2 separate regions of the Homo sapiens genome follow, and region 1 is linked to region 2. Evidence: chromatin contacts called from ENCODE Hi-C or POLR2A ChIA-PET data. All regions are on one chromosome and are shown on one strand. Each heading gives the region's core, a stretch centred on a gene start or an enhancer-like site at or near the end of the contact. The rest is flanking DNA. Distances are from core to core; before and after follow the strand shown. Region 1 overlaps ZDHHC20 (zDHHC palmitoyltransferase 20). Region 2 overlaps ZDHHC20 (zDHHC palmitoyltransferase 20).

Region 1 (3,842 bases), core at 1,233-3,732, 36 kb after region 2:
TTGCAGTGAGCCGAGATCACTCCACTGCACTCCAGCCTGGGTGACAGAGCAAGACTCCATCTGGTGGGGGTGGGAGGCGGGAATTCACAAACAAAAATCTGCCTGGTTTTGTTTTTTGTTTGTTTGTTCTGGGAGATCCAGTGCTGGCTGATGCCTGGATTTTGACTGGCTGAACTTACAGATCAACTTGGGGAGAAGTAATGTCTTTGAAATATTGTCTTACAGCCCATGACCATGGCGTAGCTCTCCATTTTAGATTTTCTCTATCACACAGAATCTTGCACATATTTTATTAGACTTATCCCTAAAATATTTCATGTTTTTGATGCTATTATAAACAGCATTTCTAAAAATTCCAATTTTAATTACTCATTGCTATAGAATAGTATTTAGAAATATGTTTTAGTTTTTTTATTGACCTTGTATGCTGGCTCAATTCACTTTTCGGTTCTAGTAGCTTGTTTGCAGTTTCTTTGGGATTTTCTACATAAATGACTAGTCTGGTAATCAACAGGGTTTGTTTTCCTTTCCTACGTGTGTGTGTGTGTGTGTCTGTGTGTCTGTGTGTGTGCGTGCACACCATTTTAAAAGGAAGATTAAATACCTGATAAGTTGATACCGATATTTCCAATTAAAATTAAAGTCTACAGGGTTTTTACTTAACATCTTCTATCTCACATTTGTATCTCCTTTTTCCATTGAGAATTCTGGTTCTCAAGGACACAAGGGATGAAGAATTAGAATACCCCATATTGCTTACCCAATAATCTCGAGATAATGACAATAACACTGCCAGTAATATGATTACTTAAAAGTTTGAATAATTTTTTCATATATTCTCTCTCCATTCTCTAGTAGTTGTGCTGAATCAAAATTGTTAAAGCATATAGTATCCATTACAAACATTATTCCTCATTTAGTCTTAGTCTTGGGTCCACAAGAAAATAAATATTTAATGTTCATATTAGAGTTTAATTTGTATCTCTGCAGTCAATTTGGTTGTCTGAAGCTCATTGTCATTCTCTAGCAAACTAGTTTTGCTACAGATACTGTTCATGTTCTGTTTTTATGCAGTGATTTGGAGTGACTCAAAAATAATGTACTATTACCACCATCTTCCCTAAATCCATATGATGATGACTTTTTGAAAAGATCAGGCCAGATGTCTTGTGAAATGTCCTACAAATTCTAGAAATCGCTACCCATTAGCACACAGAGACATCCTTTTTTTTTTTTTAAAGCATTGCACAATATTCCGTTGTGTGGATATTCCAGTTATACAATCAGCCTTCTATTGATGGGCATCTGTGTTGTCGCCAATCCTTTGCCACTACAATGTTGCAATAAATAACCTTGTGCATGTGTTGTTTATTTGTGGAAGTTTATCTTCAGTGTAGATTCCTAACAGTGGGATTACTGAACCAAAAGTAAATCTGTCCACCATGTCTTTAGCTTTTTGCAAAAACCCTTTTATACGGGTTGTACCATTTTATACTTCTACCAGCAATGAATGAAACTGACTGTTTCTCTGCAGTCTACTCAATGAAGTTTTCAATCTTTTGGTATGGCAGGATAATTTTACCTCGTATTTATCTTATAAGTGAGGGTCAGTATCTTTTCTTATGCTTATGTGTCATTTTCATTTTTTTTTTCCTGTGAAACATCTGCTTACTTTTTTGTTTGTTTGTTTTTTCTATTGTGCTTGGTGATTCTGAGATGTTAGAGGCTTTCCTCATTGCCTTAAGATCATCCACCCATATTTTCTTCTAATGCTTGAATGTTTCCATTTTTTATATTCATTCTTGGTCCCTGTTGAAATGACCAATTCCAGGGGCAGGAAAAGTATCAAACAATGCTGAAATATATTGCCAGAAAGAAAGGAAGTACTAAAAAAACAATAAGGACACATCAAAGCACACAGAAACAAGATGGAAACTGGCTCCTACTGGCCAAATCTGGGACAAATTGAACAATAAAATACGTGTTAGATTATAATTCACAAAATAGAATTTGCCGGTGCATGCTGATATATGTGAGTGAATCAATAAATAAGTAAATGGGAGAAGGATAATCTCTTCCATACAGTAGAATTCTAACTAGTAAATGTAGAAGAAATCATGGAATTAGAAAACCACCATTTGGCAACCAGGACAGTAATAACTGTTTCAAGCAAGAATTCTCAATAGATGCTAAAAGGAGTAAGTGAAAGTAATAACAAACAGATTATTCACAGGGTTTCAAAATGTCTCCCAATAAGAAATGACTCAGGTTGGGTTCTCTGGAATCAGATGCTAAGACAGAGTTTGGGGTGCAATGTATTTACTAGGGACCAGCATATGTGAAAGGAAGGGGGAAGAGGTATAATTGGGCTAAGGGAGCAATCTCACTGCAATATAGTCCTGGCTTCAGCAACCGGCAGGGAGCTCTGAAGTGGGCAGTTCCACCCCATCTCACTCAGGCATTGTGTGCAAGCTGCACCAGGAAGGGTGTGACCTTGGGTGATATGAGTCATGCAGAAAGTGCTGGAAGCTATCTGCTGACTGCACTGACCAAAACTGAGCAACAAGTCCTTCCTCAAAAAGGAATCCGTGTGATGTGGTGGTCTAATAGAATATTAATTACAAAGAAAAACTGTACCTTTATAGAATGGAGAAACATAGCACACACTACCTTGGGTGTTGATCAACATTAATGGTCCCCAAAATGTTATAATGACACAGCATTACTTCTGTGACATTCTTGCTGAAAATACATATAGGCACATCTCATAAGGTGCTTTGATTTATTGTGCTTTGCAGACATTATGTTTTTTACAAATCGAAGGTTGTGGCAACCCTGCATTAAGCAAGTCTATCTGTGCTATTTTTCCAACACTTTGTGCTCACTTTGTGTCTCCGTGTCACATTTTGGTTAATTCTCACAGTATTTCAACCTTTTTCATTATCATAATATCTGCTCTGGTGCTCTGTGATCAGTGATCTGTGACGTTACTATTGTAATTGTTTTGGAGTACCACCAACTGCATCCATATACGATGGAAAACTTAATAAATGTGGTGTTTCTACCACTCCACTGACCAGACATTCCTCTATCTCTCTCCGTCTCCTTGGGCCTCCCTATTTCCGGAGACACAACAATACTGCAATCAAGCCAATTAATAATCCTACAATGGCCTCTAAGTGTTCAGGTGAAAGGAAGAGTCACACACCTGTCACTTTAGATCAACAGCTAGAAATGACTAAGCTTAGTGAGAAAGACATGTTAAAAACCAAGACAGGATAAACGCTAGGCCTCTTGGGCCAAAGTTAGCCAAGTTGTGAATGCCAAGGAAAAGTTCTTGAAGAAAATTAAAAGTACTACTCCAGTGGAGTGGCACTAACTTTGGCCCACGTTGTGTACGTGTACCCTAGAACTTAAAGTATAATAAAAAAAATTAATTTTAAAAAAAGTACTACTCCAGTGAATAGATGAATAAGAAAGTGCAATGAGGCTGATACAAAAAAAGTTTGAGTTTTCTAGACAGAGAGCCAAACCAGCCACAAACATTCCCTTAAGCCAAAGCCTAACTCAGAGCAAAGTCCTAACTCTCTTTAATTTTGTGAAGGCTGAGAGAGATGAGAAAGCTGCAGGAAAAAAGTCTTAAGCTAGCAGAAGTTGATTTATGAGGTTTAAGGAAATAAGCCATCTCCATAACACAAAAGTACAGGACGAAGCAGCAAGTTTTTATGTAAAAGCTGCAGCAAGTTATTCAGAAGATCTAGCTGAGATAATTGATGAAGGTAGCTATATTAGTCCATTTTCACACTGTGAAATTTGGGTGGGGACACAGAGCCACGCCATAT
Region 2 (3,746 bases), core at 1,173-3,672:
TCTACAAACAATACAAAAATTAGCCGGGCATGGTGGTGCCTGCCCATGGTCCCAGCTACTTGGGGGCTTGAGGCAGGGGATTGCTTGAGCCTGGGAGATTGAAACTGCAGTGAGCCGTGATCGCACCACTGCACTCCAGCCTGGGAGACAGAGTGGGACCCTATCTCAAAAAACAAAACAACAACAAAAAAGATTAGTATCTTTAATATAAGACAAACTCTTTTCATGTGTAAATATGAAAACCTACTAGAAATGGGCAAAGAACACAATAGAAATTTCACAAAAAAGACATGCCAGTAGCTAGCAAGCATATCCTCATAAGCATATGCAAAAAAAATTTTCCTCTGCTCATAAATTGGCAGGGATTGTACTTAAGAAAGGAGAGAATAAAGACAGGAAATTAGGAGATGGAGGGTCTAAACCATGTCTGTGATATTAGGAATAGGAATGATTTGAGGCACAGAGTTGGAAAAAACAAAATAAAAAACATCTACTGACTGCTTTCCATGTATTTACACTATTTATTTTAATCATTACATCAATCCTATAAGTTATTACCTCAGTTTTAAAAATGAAAGAACAAAGAGTCTAAAGTTTAAGTATCTTGATTCTGGCTATTCACTCAGCAAATATTTACTGAACACCTACTGTGTGTTCAGTACTGGGCGACTAAGAAACATAAACAAACAGGTTGGGCGCGGTGGCTCACACCTGTAATCCCAGCACTTTGGGAGGTCGAGGCGGGCAGATCACGAGGTCAGGAGATCGAGACCATCCTGGCTAACACGGTGAAACCCCGTCTCTACTAAAAATACAAAAAATTAGCCGGGCGAGGTGCCGGGTGCCTGTAGTCCCAGCTACTCGGGAGGCTGAGGCAGCAGAATGGCATGAACCCGGGAGGCGGAGCTGGCAGTGAGCCAAGATCGCGCCACTGCACTCCAGCCTGGGCAACAGAGCGAGACTCCGTCTCAAAAAAAAAAAAAAGGAAAGAAACATAAACAAACAAAATAAACAAATATTCATGCTCTCATGGAGCTTAGATTCTGGCAAATAAATACATACATGGCATTTACATGTAAAGAAAGCTCATTTTTTTCCCCTAGTATACCACCCTGATTCTATACCTCAGTTTCATACAGGAATAACAATAGTTCCAAGATGCTATTAATTTTTCTAGCTTGGAAACTGATAAGATTTGTAAAGATGTTGTTCCCAATCAATCAGATAAACATAGAAAGAACAGTGAAATGAAAATGAGGTTGGTTTGAGACGTGCTGATTTTTATGGTGTCTTCCTCATGTCTACTGGTTCAATAAATAGCAACTGGAAACAGGGGAATGGGCTCAGCCCATGTGAGCGCTAGGGCTAGGAACAGCAATTGTGAATGCCACAGGGGGACACGCAACAACCCAGAAACACAGTAGAAAGAACCAACAGTGAGACAGCCCAGGACTGAACCTATATTTAAAGGGCTGAAGGGGAAAGAGAAAGGAATTAATATTATCTTGAAATTTAAAGAGAGTTTAAATGAAGGAGAAAATGTTCATTTATTTTGAAATTATTTCTTGGCCAGGTGCAGTGGCTCACACTTGTAATCCCAGCACTTTGGGAGGCCAAGGCGGGCAAATCACTTGAAGTCAGGAGCTCGAGACCAGCCTCGCCAGCATGGTGAAACCCTGTCTCTACTAAAAATACAAAAATTACCCAGGCATTGTGGTGGAGCACCCATAATCCCAGCTATTCAGGGAGGCTGAGGCAGGAGAATCGCTTGAACCCAGAAGGCAGAGGTTATAGTAAGATGAGATCGCGCCACTGCACTCCAGCCTGGGTGACCAAGCAAGATTCCGTCTCAAATAAAAATAAAATCAAATAAAAATAAAAATAAAATAAAATATAAAATAATTTCTAAATTTTTAAAAAATGGCACATGCACAGAGAAAATTAAAATAATGCTAAAAAGCTATTAATGAAAAACAGCAGTTCTCCCACTTCCAAGAGGCAGTTACTTTCAATGTTTTTGGTAGTTTTTCCTCAAAAAATATATACTTCCATACTAAAAAAAATTTTAAAGCTATATTTATCTGTTTTGAATATATTACTATTTGTCCATGTTATACAAAATCCAAAGGATAACTGTAGAAAGCATGTCTCCCTTCTAAGTGCCCTCCCCAGAGGCAACCAGTTAAGAATTTTTTACTGCATTCTTCCAGATAAAACATATACAAATATATATACATGTTATTTTGCTGTAGAAACGGCAGCATACTATATGCATTCTTCCGTACCTTGTTTTTTTCACGTTAATAAAAGATCTCAAAGATCACTTCACATCATTTGTTATAAAGAGCTTCCTTATTCTTTCTTAAGCTGCATTGCATTCCTTTGTATAGATGTGTCATAGTTTCAGGGGACCTCAGTTGATAAGACATTTGATTGTTTTCATTCATTTGCCATTTTAAGAAATGCTGTAAAATCTATAAAGACAGGAAGCAGTTTAGTGGCTGCCTGGGGCTGAGGCAACCACTAAACTGCTTCCTGTCTTTATAGATTTTATTACTATAAAATTGCAGTAAGTCTCACCAACTCAAAGAAAAGCAATTTACCTCCCTAAAATGAATATGTCTTTGTTAGAATGTGGGTGAAAATAATTTGGATCACTAAAAGAGGCTCACTATATCCTGTTTAATACACATTTATTTACAAATAAACATGTGTATATGAAAGTAAATTGTAGCCCTATCTGTCCTCTGATGGATTTATAAAACTCTAACTTGTAAAATTAAAGTATATCTACTTGTCATAAAAAATAAAGTAATTTATTAGGAAGATAGCATCTTAAAGTCTTAAATACATGTTTCAAGATAGAAAAAAAGACTTACCGTCCAAAATTTTATAAAGTACTCTAAAACTGTTGCAGCCACGAAAAGGCAATATAATAGGGAATACAATAAAAACAGCAGGAAGAATTTGTAATTAGAAAATCCCACACAGTTATTCACCCTGGAAAAATAAAGAAAGCCACATTATAAAAGTAAGACAAATCACAAATTCACAGAAATAGAAAGTAGGATGGAGGCTGCCAGGGGCTGGTGTGGTGTGGGGAAGGGGAGCTTTTTAATGCGAATAAAATTTCAGTTTTGCAGGATGAAAAAGTTCTGGAGATTAATTGCACAACAATTTGAACATACTTAACACTACTGAACTGTACCCTAAGAAATGGTTAACATGGTACATCTTATGGGAGTCTCATTCTGTTGCCCAGGCTGGAGTGCAGTGGCACAATCTCGGCTCACTGCAACCTCTGCCTCCCAGGTTCACGTGATTCTCCTGCCTCAGACTCCCAAGTAGCTGGGATTACAGGCGCCCAACACAACAGCCGGCTAATTTTTGTATTTTTAGTAGAGATGGGGTTTCACCATGTTGCCCAGGCTGGTCTTGAACTCCTGACCTCTTCGATGTTTTTTAAAACAATTAAAACATAATAATTAAAAAAAATAAATTGGGCCGAGTGCAGTGGCTCATGCCTGTAATCCTAGTACTTTGGGAGGCCAAGGCGGGTGGACTGCTTAAGCCCAGGAGTGCAAGACCAGCATGGGCAACATGGAGAGACCCCATCTCTATTAAAAATACAAAAAATCAGCCAGGCGTGGTGGTGCATGCCTGCAGTCCCAGCTACTTGAGAGACTGAGGTGGAAGAATCACCTGAGCCCAGAAGGTCAAGGCTGCAGTGAGACAAGATCATGCCA

Evidence for each region. Hi-C counts contacts between places; a loop is a spot of excess contacts on that map. ChIA-PET counts read pairs that join two places held with the same protein, here RNA polymerase II (POLR2A). Pooled maps may share reads with other maps.
Region 1: a map of CD4-positive, alpha-beta memory T cell shows a loop between it and region 2 (2.8-fold over the local background). The contact joins two enhancer-like sites. A Hi-C loop is called at or near these places in 5 of 168 maps with a recorded cell type or tissue (CD4-positive, alpha-beta memory T cell, Calu3, endothelial cell of umbilical vein and 1 more), 1 of 37 single-sample maps with no recorded cell type and 8 of 50 pooled maps. POLR2A ChIA-PET finds 5 or more read pairs at or near these places in 5 of 52 experiments (A673, GM12878, T-cell and 2 more).

The regions. Positions count from the first base shown.
Region 1 is chr13:21,433,554-21,437,395 of GRCh38, forward strand. The region is part of intron 1 of ZDHHC20 (zDHHC palmitoyltransferase 20); the gene reads right to left. Among named protein-coding and RNA genes, the nearest start is that of ZDHHC20, 24 kb to the right of the region's middle. Within about 2 kb of position 2,483, at least 26 of the 41 ENCODE cell types and tissues checked have a DNase peak (open chromatin) inside an H3K27ac peak, as active enhancers do.
Region 2 is chr13:21,397,494-21,401,239 of GRCh38, forward strand. It overlaps ZDHHC20 (zDHHC palmitoyltransferase 20), which reads right to left. Exons shown (of 13, transcript NM_001330059.2): 7 at 2,880-3,000. Among named protein-coding and RNA genes, the nearest start is that of LINC00539, 55 kb to the left of the region's middle. Within about 2 kb of position 2,423, at least 2 of the 41 ENCODE cell types and tissues checked have a DNase peak (open chromatin) inside an H3K27ac peak, as active enhancers do.